2 separate regions of the Mus musculus genome follow, and region 1 is linked to region 2. The links are chromatin loops, found by intact Hi-C in ENCODE. Cell type or tissue: left cerebral cortex. All regions are shown on one strand. Each heading gives the region's core, and the rest is flanking DNA. Links, peaks and the distances in the headings are about the cores only. Region 1 overlaps Thsd4 (thrombospondin, type I, domain containing 4). Region 2 has its middle 24 kb from the start of Neo1.

Region 1 (12,388 bases), core at 1,911-9,910, 1.1 Mb after region 2:
AGAATGAATAAAGAAAATACGGCATACATATATACACACAGTGAAGTGTTATTCAGCTCACAGGGGTGAAGCTGTTGTTCACAGCACTTTGGATGGGCCTGGAGAACACTGTGTTGAGGGAAACAAGCTAGGAACAAAGAGACAAGGACTGCTTGCCCTCACTTACCTGTGGGAGCTTGAAAATGGCTCTCATGAAAGTAGACAGATAAGCGATCAAGGGTGGAAGGAGGGGTGGAGGAAGGCTGGTTGGCGGAGACAGGAATGCAATTGGATAGGGGGAACGTTTAACGGTTCTGCAACACAGGTGAATAGCTATGGTTGATATTAATTGTGTATTTGAGGTGATACATATACCAAGTATCTTGATCTAATCATTTTAAATTGTATTGTAATATTCCATAAATATGTGCATTTATTGAATCAATGAACAATTTAACAGACTAGCAGAGAGGCAACTCAACTGATAAAATGCTTGTTGCATACGCTGGAAAGCTTGAGTTTGGTCCCCATGTAAAACGCCGAGCTTAGTGGCGTCCTTTCATTGGGACCTGCAGCTTGACAATTTAGAGACCCTCATTGCTAGGGAGGCAAAGCCAGGGCACCCCTAAACTGGGAAGCCTCAGATCCCAGTGAAAGATTCTGTGTCTGACAACAAGGTGGATGGCTCCTGAGGAAGGATAGCCAATGCTGGCCTCTGCTCTCCATACACAGGCACAGGTACACTCACATTCACATGCATCTTAATACCTTGCTGCAAACGAGTACATAGCTCCTACCCACTCACCCCCATATACAACTGTAAAGTACACTCTTAAGGTTCCAGTACTCAATTATAAATGTATGCATCAAAATGAACATGCTCCTCAAGTAACTCTCACAATGTTTACAGGAAACCTGTCCGTAAAATAAGGCAGAAAGCAACAACTCTGGAAACCCCAGAGTCACAGACACTGCATTTTCTGACCATAGTATAATCAAGTTAGAGGTTAAATTGGGATTAGGAAAAAGGAGCCAGTTCTCCATACTTACCTTTCAAGTACATAACGCACTGGTCACATCGATTTTTAAAACACATGAGACTGAAAAATCAGCACTCTATATCAGATCTTACAAGATGTAACCTAAATAGCAATTTCCCATGCTGATAGATTAGCAGAAGAAGACCAAATTATCCCAGTAGACAGAAAATATCAAGTAAAATCCATGACCTAAAGCCAAGTGTGGTATAGTATGCCTTTAGTCCCAGCACTTGGGAGGCAAGGGCAGGCAGCTATCTATGAGTTCAAGGTCAGCCTGGTTTATGTGGAGCATGCTGGTGGTCCCGCCAAGGCTACATATTGGGACCTAGTATGAATAGCAATGGCTATTCATAAGAGAAGTTCATTATCTTGACAGAGTAAGAATCAAAGATACATTATTAAACTAGTAAAGTGTACAAGCAAAAATTTATGGTAAGCTGTTTTCAGTAGCAACATAAGAACTGAAAAAGGCAAAATGATCATTACTACAAATAAAATTATGCACTTAGAAAGAAAAAAGTTACATTTTCTTGAAAATCTTCAAAGACATAAGCAAATGTGAAGGTGATACTATGTTCACAGATAGAATGTCATAAAAGCAATGTCAGTGTTCCCGAGTAGAACTACAGACTCAAAAATAGGTTTGATAAAACTTCTAAAGGATTGTCAAGGAAAATTGAAAATTACAATTTTAAAGTTCATTAGAAAGTGCAAGTTTTTATATAAAGCCATAACAAGAAGGAGAGACAGGCTCTACGGATTGAGCTTTGCTATAAGCGTTAGTAATTAAGACCCTTAATTACAGATGTAAAGGTGGAGAGATGGTCAACCGAGGACAGATACAGAAGAAACTATGAGTGGAAACTCAATATCGGACAGAGTCTGGTGAAAGGAGGAGACTATTGCATAAACAGTCCTATCATTGAGGGACAAAATGAAAACAGATCCTACTCACAATACATAGAAAAATCAGCTCTGGGGATCTCCATGTTAAGTGAATTACCTATTAAATAGTATATGTTTTCTCTTATTTGTAGTTTTTAGGAGGTGTGTGTGTGTGTGTGTGTGTGGATGTGTGTGTGTGTGTATATGTATGTATTGTGTATATGTTTGTGTATGTGTGTGTATATGCATGTGTGTATGTATGTGTATGTATGTGTATGTATGTGTGTGTGTATGTATGTATGTATGTATGTGTATGTATGTATGTGTGTATGTGTGTATGTATGTGTATGTATGTATGTATGTGTGTGTGTATGTGTGTGTATGTGTGTATGTATGTGTATATATGTATGTGTGTGTATGTGTGTTTGTTTCTGGGTGACAGAAGAGACCATCAGGAAAGAGGAGAGGAGAAGGAGGGTGCAGAAGCATGGATGAGGAATAATCTCAACATACACAAGCTTGAAAATAAATAAAATTACAATGCTTTTAATCGTGAGTTGCAAGACTTTGATACTTTTAGAAAGAAATGTAAGAGATTAGCTTTATGTCCTTGGGAATAATTTCCTAAGAAGTAGAAAGACTCACTATAATGACATAAAACATGCATTTAAATTTATTAAAACTAAGGGCCTCTGTTGAGCCAAAAACACTATAAAATTTAATATGAGCTACTGGAAAAAATATTACAGGAGCTAACGAGAAAAACATTCATATTCAAACTATGTAATGAGCCTCTGACTTGGTGTTGAAATAGCAAAAATCAAATTTAAAACCAGGAGGTACAGACAGCTCACAGAAGATGTATGGACAGGCTACACAGTGATTGATGATGGCCAGAGAAATGTCAATTATACAGTGATACTATTTTATGCCTAATATAGCAGTAAAATTAATCCATTCCCTAATACCAAGTACTGGAAAGACGATGCACCCTTGAGAACTTGCCTGCACTTCTAGTAGGCATGAGTGTGGACATAGCAGCCGAGCAAGTCAACTCGGCATATCTTATGCCTCCCAGACATGTTCGGTGACCTAGCAAGGCAACGCGTATGCATACCCTGCAGGGATCCTTACTGATGCTTATGAGGACACATGTTCCAGAACATTCATAGCAGAATGTTTATAGCAGGAAAACAAACAAGAAAACCCAAATATTTGGGGCTGGAGAGTTGGCTCGGTAGTTAAAAGCCCTTGCTTCTCTTACACCGGACCTGGATTTGATTCCCAGAACCTACATGGTGGCTCATCATTGTCTGTAATTCCAGTTCCAGAGGATCTGATGCCATCTCCTGTCCTCTGAGGGCACCAGGCACACATGCAGTGCACACACATACATGTAGACTAAGCACTTGTACACGGGGAAAGAAAACTTTTTTTTTTTAAAAAAAGACAAGTATTTATTCAAAGAATGATGCTATATTTACATATATTAAGTTCCACATACTCATGCTGTGTTGTGCTAAAATGAAGGAACCACAGCTCAGTGTACCATTCATGTTAAATGAGAAATCAAGCTGAAGACAATGTAAAGACCATGCTAATACAATTTAAAACAAAACAATATTAAATAATATGACCTTTATAGATATATACATGTGTAGTTACCACTACTACTATTACCAAAAATTACATTATTTTAAGATGGTGTCTCATTATGTAATACTGGCTGTCCTGGAACTTGCTATGTAGATCAGACTGGCCTTGGATTTAAAGAGATCTGCATGCTTCTGCCTCCCCAGTGCTAGGATTACAGGTATATGCCACCCCCCCACTAGCTGCCATTATTGTTTTTAAAGGCAATGATGGGATAACATAAAATTCTGGGCAGTATTTTCTCTAAGGGAGAGAAAGCAGGGTGGCTGGAGCCCCTGGGAGTGGCACACAAGGCTAGGGATGCCTGGTGTTCTTAGCGGGGCAATGTCCACAGCTGTCTGTTAATTACCTGCTTGACAGTCTGCTTCCACAGGACATGTTTTCTCCTATACGTATTAAGTATTACACCTTCTATAGGAACAAGAGTCATGTTTTAAACACTTAAATCCTCGAAACAGCTTGGTGGTTTTATGATTCACTTTTAAAATCCTTTAGGCCAAGTGATAATTTCTCTGGTGTTTAAACTGTTTCAAAGCACGTGAGAAGATGAGGGACTGATTTGTAAAACTTTGGGCTAGCATCATTAGATTGGCAGGACCCAATGGCACTGACTTACAAAAGAGAGCAATGCAATACTCATAAGTCGTATCAGGTAGCAAAGGCAACGACTACATGGAATCTAGCAGGTGCATCAGTAGACAGGCAATTGTACAGACACAGACATCCACTGATCACATAGAACCACTATGTAAATGCAGCAGAGGAAACAGGCAAGTGAGTGTTTTAATGAAGGTGAACAAAATTTGGTAAAGCTCAACAACCTTTCCTTATAAAAATGTGGATAGGAACTTATAACTGGATAACAGTATCTACCATACATATCCGGCGGGCCACACACTCAGTGGTGAACTACTTCTAGAAATACTTCATCACTGGAATGAGTTAAATCTGGAAGGAGGTGAGACTGTTGGTTTCCATTGCTCAGACTCAAAAGCTTTGGGTTCCCGGGTCACTGAGAGATCCTGCCCTATCCCTATTGGGTTCCTGGCAATTGATGCTTGCTGAGGGAAGGAGAGTCACTCTCCTTTGGGGCTATGGCTGCTCGTAGGTGGCCCTTGCTCCAGTGGCTGGCTACATGCCCATGTGAATACAGGAAGCATTAACTGGACTCAGGGTTATTAGTAACAAACAAAAAATAAAAAGACATCAAGTTGGAAGAAGACGGAATGTAGGGCACTGGGGGGGTGGTGGATACAGTTAATATGTACTGTATACTGTGTGAAGCTTTCAAAGAATAAAGAATGTTAATGAACTGAACAAGGATGTCACCAAAGAATAGGCCAAACTGGACATGGCCAAACCCTACATAAAAACTACAGGCAACTGTGGAAAGCTGGGAGTGGAAGAGGAGGTCTTCCCCAGGGAAGAACACATTGATTGGTAGGCCAGTGACAAGTCAATCAGCCTTGAAAAATACACACAAGTAACATTATATGGGCATTATACACTATATTTAGTAATATAGATGAATACACACATGTAATATATATTATATATACACACATATGTATTTGATAACAATTAGTGAAAAAAAGGAGGTCATGAATTTGCAGGAGAGCAGGGAGGGTTATATGGGAGAGTTTGGAGGGAGGAAAGGGAAGGGAGAAATATAATGAAATATAATCTCAAAATTAAAAATTAACAAAGTAGAGAGATAAAATGTATGGCATTGACGTTTGACCTACACACACACCCACCCACACACACACACACACACTGTAATTTGGGGGTGGAAGTGTAGATTACATAACTAACATATATGATGTTCTAGGTTTATTCTCCAGCACATAAAATGGAAGGAGAGCTATCATAAGTGGCTTTTAGTGTAGTCACAGAACGGTGCAATCACCCTGCCACCACCTAACTCCTAAACATTTTCATCACCACAAAAGGAAAGTCTGCAAGCATTAGTGGATATTTCTTTTTAAGTCTGATAGGTTTTGCCACATTGCCTTACAAAGTTAAAATAGCATCCTTTAACACTGTCCCACCACAGCATCCTTTGACACAGTCTCACCTCAGTACACAGAAGTTCAAGGCTTTCAGGTTAGCCCTACTTCCTTCTCCTCCCTCCATATAACAGGACCTCACTGGTCTCCTTGGATAAGGACAGGAAATGCAGTCCCTCACTGCCTATCTCTATCTCCACAGAGACTCTGACTGCATCCCGGCATGCTTTCCACACTTGCAAAGGTACAGAGACAGCTTGGAATGGGGTGCGTGTGGTGTAGAGTTTCTGAATTATTGGAAATAGGGACTAGATGCAACAAAGCATGTTTTAAAAATTGCATCAGGGCTGGAGAGATGGCCCAGCAGTTGAAAGGCTGTTCAGAAGATCTGAGTTTAGGTCCTCATACTATGTCAGGTGACTCACAACCATTTGTAACTCCTCCTTCAGGAGCGCCCTCTTCTGGCTCCCGTGGGCACCACACTTATGTGCAGATGTCTATCCCACCCCACAGAATTACAAATAAAAACAAACACTTTTTAAAAATGCACTGAAAATCCAGCATGACTTCAAGTACTTTACAGTCCTTCAGAGGATGCACTGATGTCTGTAGGTATACATGGTTTCTATTCTGATATTGTCAAAGTTAAAGGCATTCTAGTGACCCCAAGGTTCTAAGTTCAATGCCAAGGCAACCAGGAAACAAAGGCAGCAACAGCTTTCCCCTCCACCTTCCTCCTCCCCCCACCCCCTGCAGTTAATACACTGACCTAATACCAGCTTGCTCTGTCCTGGACCAACAAGTACCTCCCCTACTCAAGCCCCCAATTATCTGCAAAGACTTCACACCCAAGACAACAACTGGTCCCAGCTCTGCTGCTTGGCTCCCAATCCCAGGCTGAGAACATAGCCAGCTCAGCAGCCTGGATGGACAACGCCTGCTCCCCTTTCCTCCTTTCCTCCTGTGTGTTTTAAAGAGCATCCAAAGAGAAGATAATTAGAACCTGCATGAAAACCCATTGGTGGGCAGGAGGAAAGAAAATTGTGGTGACTTAGGGACGCCACTGAATGTTTATGGGAATGCTTTTGTGGGTAACATGGCAATAAAAGAGAGGCCCCTATAAAATGCCACATTCTTCAAAGCTCTTTATAAACAACATTCTCTTTTAAGGAGTGGGGGGCTCAGTCATGCTCCTTCCTCATCATTTCGCTTCCAACAAGTGAAAGGAATTCTAATGATAGCATCTCCTAGTAGTGCAGGCATTTACAGAGCCAAGTGCACAGAAATATCCACATACTTACATGTATGCACACAAGCACACACATACACACGTGCAGGAGAGATAAAAAAAAAAAGAAGGAGGCATGGGGAGATCTTTATATGGTACAGCTGTGTAGTGCGGGGGGGGGGGGCGGGTGGTGGTGGCAGGACAGACATCTTACTAACCCTATTTGGGTCTTCTGACTGGTTGTATTAAGCATACATACTTGAACTCCAAAGCCAGTCTGGTCCCACTCTCCTGAGTGAGCACCCGGTGCTATCTCTATACCATCAAGGTAAGGGCATGCCTGTGTGCTCTGCTTCCCATGTCCCTCCTGTGTGAGAGGCTCCAGGACATGCATTCCAGAGTGGCCCTCTCCGGGAGCCAGTTGTGGGCAGGTAACCGAAGCTGCCTTCTGCCTTGCTGTTAATAAGAGTAATTGGCGCACCACGGAGGGCCTGCTACAGTGCTGTGATTTGCCCAGTATGGAGGTCTCCCCTGACCAGATGTGTCGGCAGCGGTGATAGAAATATTTTCCACATGAGCCTGCCTCTCGCCTGCTTAAGTGCTCTGGGCTGAATGAGGTGGGCCCATTTGTCATTTACTCCACACAGTAAAAAAATCAACAGGGAAGTCGCAAACTTTGACTTCAAGCAGAGACCAGTGGTCTGCTTTCGGCGGTCAGCATTTCTAATCTACTAGGCATCTTCGCTTCTCTCTCAAGAGCTCTGTTCCCCCAGAGGCTACGCACAGCACAGCGCAGAGGGCTTGGGTAACTAACAGGCAGGCAGCCTGGGACAAATGACCACCCCAGCCTTGCAGCATGGGCGTGGGTTGGGGAGCACGCCCGGGAGCACGGAAGCACGCTTAGGGGAAGAAGCAATTACATTAGCTTTCAGGGTTCTCTTGGCCCCTGACAAGGCAAACAAAAGGCAAAGCCGGGAAGTGGCCTTGTGGCCCTTTTAAAAGATATAGAGACGTAAAAGTCACTAGGCTTTTCAAGGAGGAGGACGGGTTCAGGAGCAAGGCTGCATTTGGATTATTCTTGTCTCTGAGAATTTCCATCCGAGTTAGAAGTGAAGGAGTAGAGGAAGATTCAAAGTTGGTGCCCGCTCATTTGCAGGGCAGGGTGGAGACATTAAGTGCTCCCTCCTCCCTACTCAGTGATTAACACTTCCAGACTCTGCTCCCATCAAGACCGTCTCTTGGAGGTATCGGTCATATCCAGAAACATACCCAGCAAACACAGGAGCCAGATCGATAAGAAGTTGTCCTCACAGACACTAAGACATGCCCTTCTGTTTTTCCCCTGTCAGATCTGGGCATACCACTCTTTCCCCTCCACACCCACGGCAGAAAGCAAACTGCAGGTTTACCCATGCACATCAAAGAGAAGGAGGAGAAATTACGGCATGAGGGCAGGGGGAGAAAGGTAATCTCTCACCCATGCAGATTCTCTCTGAACACAAGAGGAGAAAAGCCTCAAAAGCAGTGTCCGTCGTCCTGCATCAGCACCAGACCCTACTGGAATCTCACACGCATTCCCCCAGACCCCTGAAAACAGCAGAAGAAGAATGCATGCCTTAGACATCTGTCACCCAGGCCATGGCAGGTCCCCAGGGAGGCAACTGCGTGGACAGGCTCAGCATGAGATTTTAGAAAGCATAGGCTCCTTCAAGAGGAATAGAAATTTCCCTGCAAGAAAAACCTAAAACAAAGTCATAGAAAGCATTATTCTTTACACACCACAAAAACCTATTCCCCGATCCCTCTTCGTAGACAGAAGGGGAAATTTAATGCTGACAAAAATATAACTTCTGACAAGATATTTTATTTGGCTTACCTCTCCCCCAGGTCTTGCTAACATTGCTGTCTCAGTGTGGAACAATGTTAATAACAGGTAGCTGACAAACATTATTATCCAGAGTCAAAGCTACCCTGGAGGAGACTCCGTCTGCCAAGTGCTAACGCTAGCAGATGCACTTGTGTCTCAGGGATTCCAGCCTGGAGTTCCGTAGGCACCGCGCTGGTTCCCTGGCTCTTTTCCCCCACTGTACTACCCCGTGCTCTGAGCTCAGCCTCTGCTCTGAAGAAAACTGGTAAGCTGATCTCTTCATGTAATAACTTCTCCTGGCTGGGGGAGGGGACAGGAGCCAGCTGGGAGCTGGGGGGCTGCCTTTAACAGAAAGCAGAAAAGGGGAGGGACAGAAATGATCAATGTGGAGCGTGCATCTGGCCTCATTCATGAAAAGGGGTCCAAGGTAAGCACTCAGAATGAATGCAGGGGGATGGCTCTGCCTCCTCCACTGAGGCAGGCAGGAGGCAGTGGGCTGCAGCAGGAGGAGCTGCAGGCAGGCAGACTGGAGAAGCCAGGAGACCCGGGGCATGCACAAGTTGCCAGCCCTGGGATATAGTTTATTTTTCCCACTGGCCCCAAGTCAAGAGGTGGGTGGATGGCTTCTGCATTCCCCTTTCCATCCATTTGATAGTTGTAGAAATCTAGGCAAAGACACCACCATCAAAAGGCAGCATGGGAAGTAGTCACCAGCATGCCACTTGCTTGTCATATGACCAGGAATGGATGTGAACGGGGAGCCACTGTGTCCCCCTTCTGCTGCATTCCTGGGTTGTGGTACTTAAACCAGTATATTAAGGAATTATTGTAGAGGGTGTAAAAATAAGGTGTAAAGTGGGGACAAGAGAACTCTGGGTGGTAGTGTTGTCAAGAAGGCGTAAGGAGACTCTTAGCAGACTCAGAGTGACCATCAGAGTGGAATTGGGGGACACATGGAGGAGAGAGGTTTGCACAGACCTGCAGAAGCCTGAAGAACTCCAAACATCAGCTTTGTTCTGTAATAGTATGATTCAAAGTCCAAAGTGGGTTGCAATGTACCAAGTAATGGATTCTGCCTATGAAGGCACACAAAAGCATTCTGAGGGTACTGGTGGCCAGGGAGAACAGGGTGGCATCTGACCAGTAGAAATAGCTCCAGTACTAGAATCAGACATGTGTTGGTTCAAAACCCACTTCTATAATTAACACCCTTGAGCCGTGATGGTCCCTCCTGTGAAATGGAGAAATGTCACCCAATGGTCAGAAAGATACTTCAGAGGTCACATAGGCACATGACTTGGCACAATTTGTGCCATAGAAGTTCTGGAAGTGCCAGGCTTTGTCTTTGGCCTGATTTAAGTTCAGAACTCAACCCCAGAAAGTAAATTAACAAACACTTGAAAGCCCTGGGTTACAGGCATTATTCTGCACAAAAGAGGAACCGGTGAGCCTAACTACAGTTTGCAGCCTCTGATTACCACTGGCACTGGCCATATGGTGACATATTACCAGTGAGATTTCTAGGAGGACCTGCATGGAAAGCACTTAGAATTCCTTTCCAGAGAATCAAGAGAACGGAGGATGCAGTGGTCCCCATATCCACAAACTGTACTTCCATGGCCACTTGAGCCCGAGAGTCAGGTTTTATAAACCATTCTGTTTTCCATCCATTCTCCTGACAAGAACACTTGGGGTTCCCATGGTCCCACCCTAGCATCCTCAACAACTATTCTTCAGGCTATAGGGTTGCCCACAGTGACCAAGGAATGCGGCAAGGAGAAAGAAAGAAATGAATAGGGTTTACTTTATTTTATCTTTTGCCTCTGCATCCTCTTCCTTCCTATTCATTGTCATGTGCCCGCACTAGGTCCCTTCTGCTCCCTTTTTCTAAGAGGCAGTGTTACTGACTCAGTAGCCTGCCAGAAGTACAGGCATTATTTTAGAAAGCCCAATTCCTTAAATGACCAGGGATGTTTCCTAGCCAGGGGTTGGGAAATTCCCTTCAGAGGCTCTGGTAGTAAATATTTTCAGTTTTGCAGCCCATATGGTCGTGTCTGGGGCAGCTACTTAACTATTCATAATGAACACAAGAAGTCTCAGGCGATACACACATGATAGATGTGGCTGTGTCACAGTAAAACTTTACTTGTACAAATAGTCTCTTGTTGGCCTGGAACTTTGCCCAGCAGGCCAGGCTGGTTGGTCCTCAAGCTTCCACATATCTGTCCACCTCTGCCTCCCATCCCACTGCTGCTGAGCCTATAAGCTTATATCACCATGCTTGGCTGTAGATGTGCGCTCTGGGAATCCCAAGTCAGGCCCTCAGGCTTTCAAGGCAAGTGGTTTTCCCAGCTGAGGTTGTTTCTCCAATTCTGCAAGATGATTTCTGGCAACTCCCCCCACCCCCATCATAGAAGGCCTGGAAATGTCACCAGTGGCCCCACCATCTCAAAGTACAAGAGGTCATGTTCTAGCCATTCTGTGACTTCTCAGCATCGCTAACCATGATGCCCTTTTAAGGGAATGCATGGTGAGAGATACCCAACTCAAGATTTGACCACCATTCATTATGCAATTGAGCAGCATTGTAAACACTCCCAATACTGCACAGCCGCAGTAACTATTTGTTTCCAGCACTTTCTCATCATCCTCCACAGGAATTATGTGTGCTCATGCACAACTCCCTATTCCCGTTGTCCTTGGTAACCCCCAATCTACTTTCCATCTCTATGACTCTGCCTATTCCCAGAAATGGAATGACACACGTTGTCCCCTTCTGTCTGACTTGGTTCACATAGTGTACTGCTCTCAGAACTTCCTTATGCTGTGGTGTACATCAATTCATTTTTTTAAAAGGCAGGATAATAATCAGCTGTATAGATTCACTACATTGTATGCCCTCTTGACAACGGTAACACTCCAGAGAACACAGGCTTATGAGTATGTACCGGAATCCCCGCTTTCAGTTTGTCTAGACCTAAATCTGAGAGCAGAGTTGCTGGATCCGATGGTGACTCATGGTCCCGATGCTGCCTCTTCAGTGTATCCTGCCAGCACATGCCAACACAGATGCCACCACACAATGTTTAGCTTGTTGAGAACCAAGCACACAGTTTTCCAAGGTGGCTATGCCATTGACTTCTCTATGTGCAATGTGCAAAGGTTCAGGCAGTCTTCACCCCTGGCCAGTGCTCGTCATTTCCCACCTTCTGATACCAGCCATCACAGTAGGGTGACATGCATGTCCTCTTTGAGTCACTCTCTTCCATGGCTCCCTGAGAGCCCTGCTTGCTTATTTTTTCATCATCCAACAATCTCTGAGCACCTGTAATCACAGCAACATTCAGGCTGTGACTCATCTAGTGCTGACAACAGCCTTACTGTGCTAACTTGTCTCGTGCCATACAACGGGAATGGGTAGATGGTAGGACTGGTCCACCTCACGCTCCAGAGCTCATTTCTGAATGATAGAATGGCAACAGCCACCATTTTCCTGAAAATCCTCTAGTCTCCACGACACCTCCTGGGCTGAACTGTAGACACCTGTGTTCTAGCCATTTCCCTTCTACGTCTGCTCTCCCTGGGCCAGCTCACTATTTCACAAGGGAGGTCCTCAAGCATCCTTTGCGCATCCACGGCTGCCCCTGACTAATTACAGCCAGGACTTTCCCCTGACCTTCAGACCCACAGTTGTCTAGTGTATAGGTCTATCTCCCTGGTGTGTTTC
Region 2 (12,388 bases), core at 2,613-10,612:
AGATCCGCCTGCCTCTGCCTCCAAGTACTGGAAATCCAGGTGTGTGCCACCACTGTCCAGGGAATATTCTCTTTCATTTTTGTCATTTCAGTCTTAATATTTGAAGCTTAAGGAGTGTTTGTTTCAAGGTTATTTTGCTTGTCTATTTTTTTTTTGTTTGGTTTGGTTTTTTGAGACAGGATTTTTCCATGTAGTCTTAGCTTTCCCAGAACTTGCTATGTAGACTTAGCTGGGCCCAAACTCAGAGAGATCCACCTGCCTCTGCCTCCTGAGTGTAGGGATTAAAGTCCTGGTGGGTCTGTCTGTTTTTTAATCACTACCATACTGTTTCACTTGAGACTGTCTGACATCCAATAGTGCTAGTTCTTCCTTGTTTTTGCCTTTAACCTGTGTGTGTGTGTATTTTGTGGTTTATGCTAATGAACTTTAAACCACTTAGATCAAATATTCATTCTTGGCTGTTCCACACCATTATTATATTTTAATGCTTTTAGGATTGAGATTTCCTTTTTAATCATATTTTAATGTTATTGCTGTTACACAGGCTGGATATTGATTTTTGTATATTTATATCATCCTACCACTTTATTGAACTCTATCAGTTCAAATGCTTTTTTAATGGAATTTCTTTGATTTTATAGGCATACAATTCATTTTTCCTAATACCTGTAATAGATTTACTGTACTAATAATATGTTATTTAATATTTTAGAGGTTACTATTGTTGCTTTTATTTGGAAATATATGTCCTATCAAGATAAGATTACTGTCTTTGATGAGTGGCTTTGACCTTGAATTTGTTGTCTTGGAGGATCCCTGGTTGTATCTTTTATGTGTTAATGTTGTCTTTTCTGTTCTGGTGCCTTCTGGAAGGCACACCTCTGAGAGTGCTTGTCATTCACTCTTCTTCCAGGCACTCAGTTCTCACCAGAGCTATCATTACATCAGTGTGCCTCCCATCTCCTGACCACGGTTGATTGGGCTTGCTGGGGACATCTGACCCAGGCTTAGTCAATTTCAATAATATCTTCCACTGGTCCATGTAGGGTACCTGCCCTAAATAAAACCCATTAGAGACTCTTTACTTTGGAGTACTGGGAGAGTACAACCCAATAGTTTACAGTTTAAAATTTAAACTGCAGGAATTGTGTGAGGTCATGTTTGCAACAAGAAAACCAATGTCCAACAAGAGAGAATAAAAACACTTTCAGCAACAACCAATGAGGTAACATTTGAATGGCATCCAGGCCCCAGTTTCTGTTGCTCCTGAGGTACAGCTGCATCTCTGCACCTCTATCTAGTCTTTGAACTATTCTTTGGGGTGGTGGGATATCTCAGTGTTGAGTCAATAAATATTTTCTTCTTCCTTCCTTCTTTTCTTTTTTTTCTTTCTTTTCTTCTTCTTCTTTTTTTCCCAGTCTGCACTTCCTCTTTCACAAATTACATTTGTGTGTGAACAGGCACATGCCATGGTATTGGAGTAGAGGCCAGAGAACAGCTTGTGCCAGTCAGTTTTCTCCTTCATCCATGTAGGTCCCAGAGTCTGAACTCAGGCGATCAGGCTTGGTGGCAAGCACGTTTACCAGTGGGCCCTGGACGTGGGTTTAGTCTTGAGACAGAAAGAGAGTGAGACTACTTTCTAACTTCTTATGGTTATAATTATTTTTGTATTACACTGATCTGCTTAGATCAGGTTGGCAGAGAAACAAGCAGGGAAGGAGTATACTCTACTGCTTTAGGTACCTTGCTCCACTCTCCTCATCTCTTATCTACATACTGCAGGTCAGCCTTCTCCTGATGTCCTAAGGCCCTGAGGAGCCCCAGGCACAATGTGCCCATCTTTTCAAAGCACCCATCTGAGCAGCAGATTAATGTTGTGGCCTTGGGATGACGTGAGGGGATGAGAACAGAGGGATGGCCTTGGAGAGCAGCGTGCTCCCTTTCTAAAACACAGCACAGTGCTGTCCTCAGGCTGTCGGCTGTATCCTTTGCCAGCCAACAGCAGTTAAAGAAGCAAAGGGTCACTTCTGGGAACTGGCTGTCCAAAAGCAACATCTGTCCTGTCACCTCCCGGCTCTCTCGGGAAACCGATGGTCCAAGTCTGAGTCTCTGTGAAAGTGAAACCAAGGGGCACTGTTCCCAGGCGGAGAGCAGATCAGAGACCCTCACACTTCGCTGACAGCAGTGCCACCAAGGATGTCAAGGTCTCAACGATGCTTTCAGGACATGTAGTTGCCATTTTTGGATGGTTTTAGCCTCTTACTAGGAGCTTAGAAATCAAATTGTACAGTGCCAGAGGCCCCACGCTCCCTGACTACGCCACTAAATCAGAGTAATTGAGGTAACAAATGTGCCTGAGTGGTGCTTTCTAGAGAAAATGCAGCCCTAAGATGACACGGCATTTACTCCTGACTTAGCTAGACATATTGATAAGTAGGCATTTCTGAGACTCTTTTATTTCTATCGATTAAAACAACTACAGAATGAATGTTAGGGGTCTGGATGCAGCTTTCTCCTGATCCAAACACAAACAGAAACACCAAATGGAAATGTGTAAGTAGAACACAAATCTAATCCACGGCAGTAACAACTGATTGCTTTGATCTCCAGACTGCAGCTTTCAGACCTATATGAAATGATCTGAAGGGTTTGGCACAGGTCATAATGGGCCAAGCGTCCATGTCACAAATGCCTTCAGGAAATGATTCCCGTTGTCTGGCTCCTTTGCTGGCACTGTCCACAGGACAGCTAGGAGTGTAAGGTGACCAGCAGCGGGCATTCCCTTTTTAGTCCTGGATGTGATGCTTTGAAGACAGAAGTGGGACAAGGGCAAATAACTTGGTTTATTCACATGAACTTGACAGAACACCTCAAAACTTACCGTCTGGCCTTTCCAGTCACTATGAAATAAATATTAAGGGGCTGAGTTGGGAAGTCCCTTGAGTAATTACACCATAGAGTTAACCACAAGAAGAAAATCTTGTACTAGATGCAAGTGCATCTACCAGAAGCCCAGGACAGCACAGGGAAGGAGGGAAGGCATTTTCCTGAAGACTGCCATGCACCATGCTGATATGCTAAACAGGCAGATATTTTAATCAATGCCTAGGACCCTAAAATAAGCGCAAACGATATTGAGATTTTTTATTTTAAATGAATTATTCATGGACCACATAGCAAATTAAAAATAACGTTATTGTACCAGCCTTTTTCGCCAACACAAAAACTTTGGAAGTATAACCGTGGCAGTAAAATAACTTCAACTGCAGTTCAGAAGAATTGGGTGGGGTTTCATTCCCTTGCTGCGGCTGCTCACTCCCTAGGATGCTTTTGTACCTAATCCCCACCCCCCACTCTCAGTCTACACGTGTCACGTTTCAGAGAAACGCCATCAAATCTGAGAAGTAATGTGGACTTGATCAATAAAGACAGCAATTTGTAAGCCACATAATTAATTTTTCTTCTAACTTTGGTACCAAGAGGTATTTTAGAACAGAACAATATTATCTTCTAGGTTGGCCCTAGCTAACCCCACCTTCCTTGACTGGCAATTATAGAGACAGTTTTCCTGTACCCAAAGAGAGTAGTCCCCGTAATGCACAACTTCGGTAGGCCGAGCAGTAGTGTTAGAGGTAAAGACTCTCTAATTGGAGCCAGGAGACCAGGGCCTGGCTTCCAGCTCTACCTTCCCTGGGCTGCTTGATTATTACAAGGTCTTCTGCCACCAGAGCAGATGGCCTCTGAGTGCCACTGAGGTACAAAGGACAGCTCACTGGATCCCAGTCAAAGCTGAGCTATGGATTACCTTAGGAGTCTGTCAGTAAAGTGCTGGCGGAGCAAGCACGAGGGCTTGAGTTTGGACCCTTCCTTTCCCTCTAAACCCAGGCCTGGGGAAGGGAGAGGCGGGAATCCTGGGAACTGCCAGTCTAACCAAACAATAAGAGACCCTGTCTCTAGTTAACTAATTAACTAGTTGATTAATTAACTAATTAAAGGGGCAGTGAGGTGACTCAGCAGGTGAAAGTGCTTGCCATACACTTGAGTTTGATTTCTGACACTATGTAAAAAGTCTGGGTATGGTGGCTTTCAACTGGAATCCCAGCTCTCCTAGAGTGAGGAGGAAGGAGGTAGAGACAGGAGGATCTCTTTGAAGCTCAGAGTCAGCTAGCCTGGGTGAAGTAGCCTGACAGAAACAAAAGAGACCCTACTTCCATGAGCTAGAAGGAGAGAACTGACTTCTAGAAGTTGACCTCTGACTTCCATATTCATACAGTGGCATGCTAGCTCTCTCACACAGATATCTCTCTCACACACACAATGATTTTTAAAAAGCATGGTGTAAGCACAGTGACCTTGGGTTTCCTCCTATCTCCCATTGTCATCACAGAGATGACCTCAGGACATGTGCTCCTGAAATCACCCTAGTGATGCCCAAGTCCACAGAGAAGTGTACAAATGCGGTCTATACATGTTCTTCCTCTCGGCCGCACCTGTTTCTCTATCTTGGCTGCAGACAGACAGCGGGAGGACCACCTGGCCCCGGCTCCTTCGGCTCCTTCGTCACCCTAGGCATTTACATGCCTTCTTGCTTTTGCTCAAGCTGGGCCTTCTGATTAAAGTGCACACGTCTAATAAATTCTAACTTGTCTTTCAGGTTTCAGCTCCTCCAGGAAGGTTTCTTCAGCCCACCATCACTTAGTTAGCGACTCCCTCTTTTGGGGGGGCCAGACCCTTTGATTTCTGTAACTTTGTTTACCACCACACTATGATACAGAGCTCTGTCCCCAGCCCCCAGTCACCATGGAAGGAACCATGCTTTATCTGTCTGGGTGATTCTGAGGGCTGGCACTGTGGGTGTCAGGGTAACGTTTGTTGGGCAGATGGGCACACCAACAGATGGTCGAATGGTTGGATGGATTCGTTTTAATATGGTCCTGTTTACCAAAGTTCTGGTGTAAGAGATTCATGAATAAAAAAGAGACTGTTTTACATGATGGGTGCACACGCAGGACTAGGTGTGCGACAATCTATCCTTTCCTGTTAGTCACTTTTTTCTCCAAGGGGGATGGTAAGTTACCAGTGTGGATACCAGGGAGGTGTGCTACAGGTAACTTGAAATGTAATTCTCTTCAGATTTTGCGTTCTAAGAATCTGACCGTCTCAGCAAAGTCTGTACATTTCCTGTACTCGGGGTCTTCTTGGGAATGGTATTAGTTAATGGGTGGCTGGCTAAAGCTGGAGATTAAGCTTCGCCAGCACAGCGAAGGGCTGCCTTTTTGCTAATCTCTGGGGCACTCCTATGAATTAGTAAGAAACCTCCCTTATCTTAACTTCTGAGCCTCGAGCTTGGCCAAGTACAAAATAGAAGGGGAATCAAATGTCTGAGTTTCCTCTCCAGTTCAAAGCATCATTGCTGGATAGAATAATGGAGTCTAATTAAGGAATTCAGATTTCTTAAGTGATTGCCAATAAGGTAAAAAAAAAATTTGCTACTCAGAAGGAAACTATCAGGAGAAAACAGTTTGCGGATGATCCAGCTTTATCTTTGTTATTCATTCCTGCCCTCTTGGCACAGGGACACAAGCACTGTGGCAGTTGTGTGCCATTTTCTACTGTCATTTCTTCTAAGCTAAATCAGAGACACGGAATCAGGGAAATGCAACCAGATAGTGAAACAGGACTTTGTGCCACCGAGTAAAGCAGGGTGTGGCACTCCCATAAAGACACATCGATGAGGCCCTTACGCTGTCATGTTTCCGGAAATTCTGGACTCTTCTTCCTAGGTTCTTAGGCTCTTGCTTTCGGGCGGCATTTTTGACTGCACAATGATGGGAGGGTCTTTTTGAGTTTGGACTTCCTAACCTTGAGAAGGAATTGACGTGCTTCTCCACAGAGTGTGAAATGAGCAGATGGTGTTGTCTCACTCCAATTTGTTTTGCATGGACTGAGAGAAGGCTGTGGGGGAAGGGATAAATGTGCTCTGTTCCTAACTGCTAAATACAACTTATTGGCACATAAAAAAAACCCTCTTCTCTCGTGTTGAGCCATCTACCCCCTCCCTCCCCTCCTCTTTCTCTCTTTCCTCTCTCTCTCTCTCTCTCTCTCTCTCTCTCTCTCTCTCTCTCTCTCTCTCTCATGTGTGTGTATGCATGTGTGTGTGTGCACTCCATAAACATGTAATAAGGATTGAATCCAGGGTCCTGGGCATTCTATGCATATATTCTATTTTACCACAAAGTGCACCCTTGACAGGCATTTATGGTTTTCCTTAGAAAGATTTATTTTTATTATTTTAGATTATGTATAGGGGTGTGTATGCGTGTGCGTGTGCGTGTGCGTGTGCGTGTGTGTGTGTGTGTGTGTGTGTGTGTGTATGTGCATGTGGGTATGTGCACAGAGGTCCCAGAGGCCTTGGAGCTTAAGTTAAAGATGGCTGTGAGCTACCTGATTAGGATGCTGGGAACTGAACTCTGGTCCTCTATAAGAGCAGCAAGTCCTCTTAACCACCTCTTCAGACCTCTACTTCCTTCTTCTTAATAAAGACTGGCGCTTCATGTATTCCATGTCAGGCTAGCAGTTACTATTGTCACATCTTTGTCTTTATCCGGAAGGTTTATATTGTCATTACGGCAAACAAACAAACAAACAAACAACGCACTCTATTTACCTGAGTTTATAACTAAAGGTGTTTCCCATCAGCTTTTTCTTTTCTCTATATTTAGATAGGGTTTCATGTATTCCAGACTGCCCTCAAACCCACTATATTAGAAAGCCAAAGGTTGACTTTGAACTTCTGATCCTCTTGCCTCCACCTTTCAAACGCTGGAATTACCATTGTGTATCACCATGTATGTTAGTACTTAGGTGTCCGACCCAGGCTTTGTGCGCACTAGGCAAGTGCTCTATCGATTGAACTATACACCTAGCCCTCTTATTTACTCCCTCCCTACCTCCCTCCCTCCCTCCCTCCCTCCCTCCTTCCCTCCCTCCCTCCCTCCCTTACTTATTTTTGGGCAGAATTTGCTCTGTAAACCTTTGGCTAGAACTCTATGATCCTCCTGCCTCAGTGCCCCCAAGTGCTGGGAATATAGGTGACCACTGCAGACGTGACCTGAGAGCTCTCTGAAGTAAGGGAAATTCCTAACACCTAACTTTTAAAAAATACCAATTGTCCCTCTACAGGTTTTGTTCAACTAATTTTAAGCTATACATTTAACTCATAAACACAGAATTCCAGACCCCACAGATGTCCTAAAGGAACTAAGACAAGGGTGAGGACTGCCAGCGAAAAAGTCGATAAATTTCCAGTGATCTCCCGGATGTTTGTGTGGATGGTAAGAAGGACCATGATCTCTCAGGCTCCACCTTCTCTCAGGAGGCTTCGAGACCTTCTGCCAGGCCAGCATTGGAAACCTCATCCCAGGAGGGAGGGAGGAGCTAAGCAGGGCCTCAGTCAGCCATCAGCTGTCCTGGCCTGTGATCTTTCTCCACTGCTTGGCCTTGGTGCCCTTAGAGCAGCTTCCATGACCTGCCCTTTTATACATGGGCCTCAAGTAATCAAGATGGAGACGGAAGGGAGGAGAGAGTTAGCTTCCATACCTCATGGAAACACCCTCAGACATCACCATCTATGTGAGTGTTGTGTTTCTCTCTCTCTAGAAAGTCTCTAAGGCAGCTTCCTCCCCAATTTTCTTTCGACTTCTCAGTAAAAAATCCTGTGCAGTTGTTGGATGCGTAACTCTGTAGAAAGCAAGTTAACTATCTATTAGTGTGTAAGCCTCCCATCTTGGGAGAGTCTCAGTACCACCTCAGAGAACACTGAACAAGAGTCGCTATTTCCCAAGGGGCAATGTTGTTAATACACTTTTTCTGGATCTTTGTACCAGCCCCATTCCATTCTCCACAGCCCTGCGGTTACTTCCCACTTCACTTGACTGGTCTGCTCCTTCCTGGTCTTCTGTTTCCTTGACTTATTTTTCTTTTCCTGTCAGCAGCCAAGGCTCGCCCTAGACTCTGCTGCTTCCATCCTGCCTGGCCCTCTTGCTGAATGTGCTGGGTCAAGTGGCACCATATCAAGTGAGATTAACATGGCATGCAAGGAGTGACAGGCACGTGCTCTCTCCCCTAGGACCTTGACTGAGACCTTGACTGGGCTCCTCCTGATCTGCATTTTCACTGGTCTACAGTTGTCCGTTTAGACTTGGCTCTGTCTTTTGGAGGGAGGCAGGGCCCAGCTCCTGGACCCAACAGTTAGGACTGTTGCTGCTCTTCTGGCTTAGGCGGCCCTTGCCTGAGGCAGCTGTGGGAAGCCCTCACCTGGGAAATGCTTGGGGTGCATCTCCTTCCCCAGTCAGTCACTAAGGGAGCAAAAAACATCCCAAGTTTCGAAGGAGAAGCAACATGAATTTACATAGGTTTGCCAAATGTCTGGTATTGAATTAAACAATCTGGAATTTTAACTTCCTGTCTAGGTTAAAAAAAAAAAGCACATATTTCTGAATACTTGCTACAAGGCAAAAGAACTACTTCTATAATAAACATATACACAAGTGGAAAATATAAAACATTTAAAAATACAGATACAACATTTAAATAAACATGTTTACATAACCTTGTCTTCTCAGTTTTCATGTGGGTCTGGTACCTTTGCAGAAAAACCTAGAAATTGTTGTTGGACACAAGGGTCTGACTCAGAAGGGCGCTTGCCAAGCTGGCATTCATGAAGGGTTTGGTTCATCCCCCATCCCGTCAAAAGATAGAAATAAAGAAAGTAATTAGACAAGTTATTCCTGAGTATCGTACCCTTTCCACTTTTACTTCTAAAAATTCTATAATTTTACAAAACAGAATCTGTAGTGTGGGGAGATGCACAGAGAGAATACGTGTGTCTTCAGCGATGCAGAACTATTCTCCAATGTTTGGTTTCCATCAGACTCTAAAATGTGGTCTCCCTGGAATTTCTCCCCTAATCTTAAAAGTCCGGATAGGCTTCAAAGGGCATTTAATCATGCCCGCCATTCCTTTTCACTTCATAATGTATTTTAAAAGCACTACTCGATATCTAAGAGAACCTCATGAATTCTTTTAACAATTTCCCGTTCTAAACTAAGAAACATTTTTTGCCAAAAAAAATAAAATAAAATAAAATAAAGAGCTGGAAGCTACAAAGGCTTGGGACGGTATTAAACAGTACTGTTTTTTGTTTGTTTGTTTGTTTATTTTTGGTTTTTTTTTTAACTTTTGAAAGTGTGCCAGAATATTGTCTTCTCTGGGTTATGGTTTTTCCCTTTCCCCATCACTTACCAATTGAGAAGAAGTTAAAAGGTCATATCTTTCTCATCCCATCACCAAAGTAAACAGTTCTCTAATTACCACAAAGGGCAGATGTTCCCAAGGAATTATTTATTGTTTATTAGCAAATGGCAAAGGTAGTAAAAGAAGGTTCTGTGTCACAATATGAATTCTTGGCAGTGACATTTACGTACCCTAAGCCTGAGGCAAGAAAGAAGAAAAAACAAAGAAAAATTGCTATATCCATTATATGTTTAAGAGATTGTGACCATCTGCCTGCTAAAATGTATGGCCACAGTGGATCTGAAGAGTAGATTTTGACATTTTTTTATTTTAATGTTTTTACTTGTATGATGTTTTGGCTGCATCTATGCCTGTGCATCATGTGTGCCTGGTACCCACAAAAGCCGAAAGAGAGTGTCAGATCTCCAGGAACTTGGGGTTACAGATGACTGTGAGCCCTTGTGTGGGTGCTGGGACAGGACCTGAGTCCTCTAGAAGAAGACTTCTAGCCAGTGCTAAGCAGCCAGTGCTCTTTGCCACTGCACTGTTTCTGCAGTACCCAAAGAATAGATTTTTTAAAAACATGCTTATGTGGTCTCACCTGATATCCCAGGCTAGCTTCAAACATCTGACAATTCTCCAGCCTCAGCCTCCCAGATACTGAGATGGTAGGTGAGCCACCTCACCTCTACAAAATAGCTTTTTGTAATTATGACCTTCACAATTCATTTGTCTCACAAATGCGTGCCACTGGGCACCATTAGAAACAGCTTTAAACAGAGCACAAATACCATGACAAAGGTCCTTGTGTTTTAAAGCTAGCAGAAGGAAGTCTCAGCTTCCATGGTGGTTCCAGTTCACTTAGCAGTAAATACTTTTGCATAAATGATCACTAAACTCCAAAGAAATCCATGCTGTTATTGCCCTAGAAGTGAAAGCTGGGATCCATCCCCACACTCCTCTGTCTAGATCAGGGCTGCAATGCTTAGTAATGTTTCATAACCATAGACGGTCCATTTCTGGACAAAGGAACCCCGAGTCCCTGGAATAATTTTCTTATGCATCTGAGGTTTACCTGATTGTCCACACAAGACAGCCATTTGTGGATGTGCATGCTTGTGTGCACAGGTCATGTACAGAGGCTCTCCTATTTTTTAGTTAAAACTATATGTGCCTATGTACATGTGCACATGTGTATGAGTGTCCCTGGAGGCCAGAAGAGCACATAGGTCCTCTGGGGCTGCCATTATAGGCAGTTAGAGGTCTCCTGGTATAGGTGCTGGGAAAAGAACATAGATCTCCCTGCCTATGCCTCCCAGGTACTGGGATCACAGAAGCATGCTGCTGTGCTCAGATAGGTCTTAAGGATCCACATTCACCCTCACTCTTGCATGACAAACACTTTAACAAGTGAGAATTCTCTCTGTCCTGCCATCTAAAAATTTCTCGGCTATAAGAGAAAGGCTTTGTTATTGGTGGTGGTGGTGGGTTTTTGTTTTGTTTTGTTTTTTGTTTTTTTCCAATTGAAATGTAGTAATATTAAGCAAGGAGATACTTTCACGTGCCCATGCCTATGCTAGCCACTCAAATGCATGGATTGTGAGATAATTGGGAAGCAGCCACATCTAGCCCACATTCCCTTCTCTCTACATCCAGCTTATCTCTTCTGCTCAGGAAAGAACACCCGCTGTTGGACTAGTTATTACTTGCTACTCCTGGGTTGCCTTCTGTGTGGAATCATGGTTCAAAGGCGCAGAATTTCCATACTCTGCTCAGGCACTGCAGCTTGGGGCTGGAAAGGAATGGATGCCTGGTGTTCAAACTGCACGGAGGGCACTTCACATGTCATGGCAGTTAAATCCTGCAACGAGTCCTAAGCGTAGGTTTTCTCATCTCAGAGATAAGCAGTCTGGGACTCAGAGAGGTTAAATGACACCCCTCCAGATCACATAGCCGTCAAAGCTGAAGCCAATCATCAAAATGACCTTTCCTTCCCTTTGTCTGAATTCATTTCTCAAATTCCTTCCTTCTGTGTGCTCACAACCCAAGGCCAGCCTCAAGAGTGATGAATGCCTGGCGTGAGGGCTGAAAGTACGAACCAAAAGCAGAGACATGAAATGGGAGACAAGAAGGAAACATTCTGCTGACTTCACCGTTTTCTTGGAGGTGGGATCCAGCCCAGAGCTGTTACATTCTTACTGCTTTGATAAAATTTCTGATTCTCAGAAATACTGACTTGGCAGGACCTTAGAGGTCACAGAGCCCAACCCACCATTAAAAGCTTTCTTCAGTCATTAACTCACTTTATTACTGGTGGTGATCTGGGAGGTAGTGTCATGGAGTTGGCAAGTGTGTGCATTTCTCTGAACCACAGTTTTCCACTATCTCACTGTGGACTTGCCTGGAGAGGTTTGATGTTAATAAGAAGAATTCTTTACATCTATTTAGCTTTCCACAGTTGTCAGAAATGCTTTCATTCATATACTCTAGGCTCTTAAAGCTCTAGTTTTTGTGATAAAGGGAAAAGAGGGAGCCTTTTACGATTCAAGAAAAGCAGAATGCAGACTAAACATGGATTCAAATTCTCACTTTATATCACCAGCCGTGTTAACCTGAGCAGGTCATTTCACCACTTTATGCTTCCTTCAGATTATCTTGGTATCCTTTGGGTTAAGGCTCCGAGTCCTCATCTGTAAAGTGGGGATCACAACACTATCCATATGTGGTAGAGCTAAAGGTTAAATGAGGTCACATATGTGGTTGGACTTGCTCAGGAAAGCTCAGGATTGATTGCTTTTGTCTTCTATCCTCTTCCCAGAGCTGAGCAGCTGGAAGTCAGAAGAGGCAAAGGCACAATGAAACAGCCAGCAACTGCTGAATAGAAGCCAAACCTTTTCTCCTGAGCTGTACCGCTGTACCTTCCTCCCTGGAGTCTCTCTCCTCCTCCATACATTTGGTTTATAAACACCTTCTGCTTTCTGCATGAGCTCAGAGCCAGGCCAGCCCTTCTTTCCCTTTCTCATGGTAGGCCTTCTGCTTTGCTGTGTCTGCTCTTTGCTTTGAGGGTCCCCGTTGTCTCTTGCCAGTTGCCTGT

Evidence for each region. Peaks named below come from ENCODE experiments on the same cell type or tissue, not always from the same donor. Only the 100,000 strongest peaks of a DNase experiment are listed, where the experiment ranks them.
Region 1: it touches region 2 in a loop (7-fold over the local background); 2 of 42 quality-filtered maps call a loop at or near these places.

The regions. Positions count from the first base shown.
Region 1 is chr9:60,132,317-60,144,704 of GRCm38, forward strand. The region is part of intron 7 of Thsd4 (thrombospondin, type I, domain containing 4); the gene reads right to left. Among named protein-coding and RNA genes, the nearest start is that of Gm7616, 190 kb to the left of the region's middle. In left cerebral cortex, for the core only: a CTCF peak has its summit at 6,037 (motif pointing left); a DNase peak (open chromatin) is centred at 8,855.
Region 2 is chr9:59,054,490-59,066,877 of GRCm38, forward strand. No RefSeq gene overlaps it. Among named protein-coding and RNA genes, the nearest start is that of Neo1, 24 kb to the left of the region's middle. In left cerebral cortex, for the core only: no CTCF peak of the experiment used is centred there; a DNase peak (open chromatin) is centred at 5,861.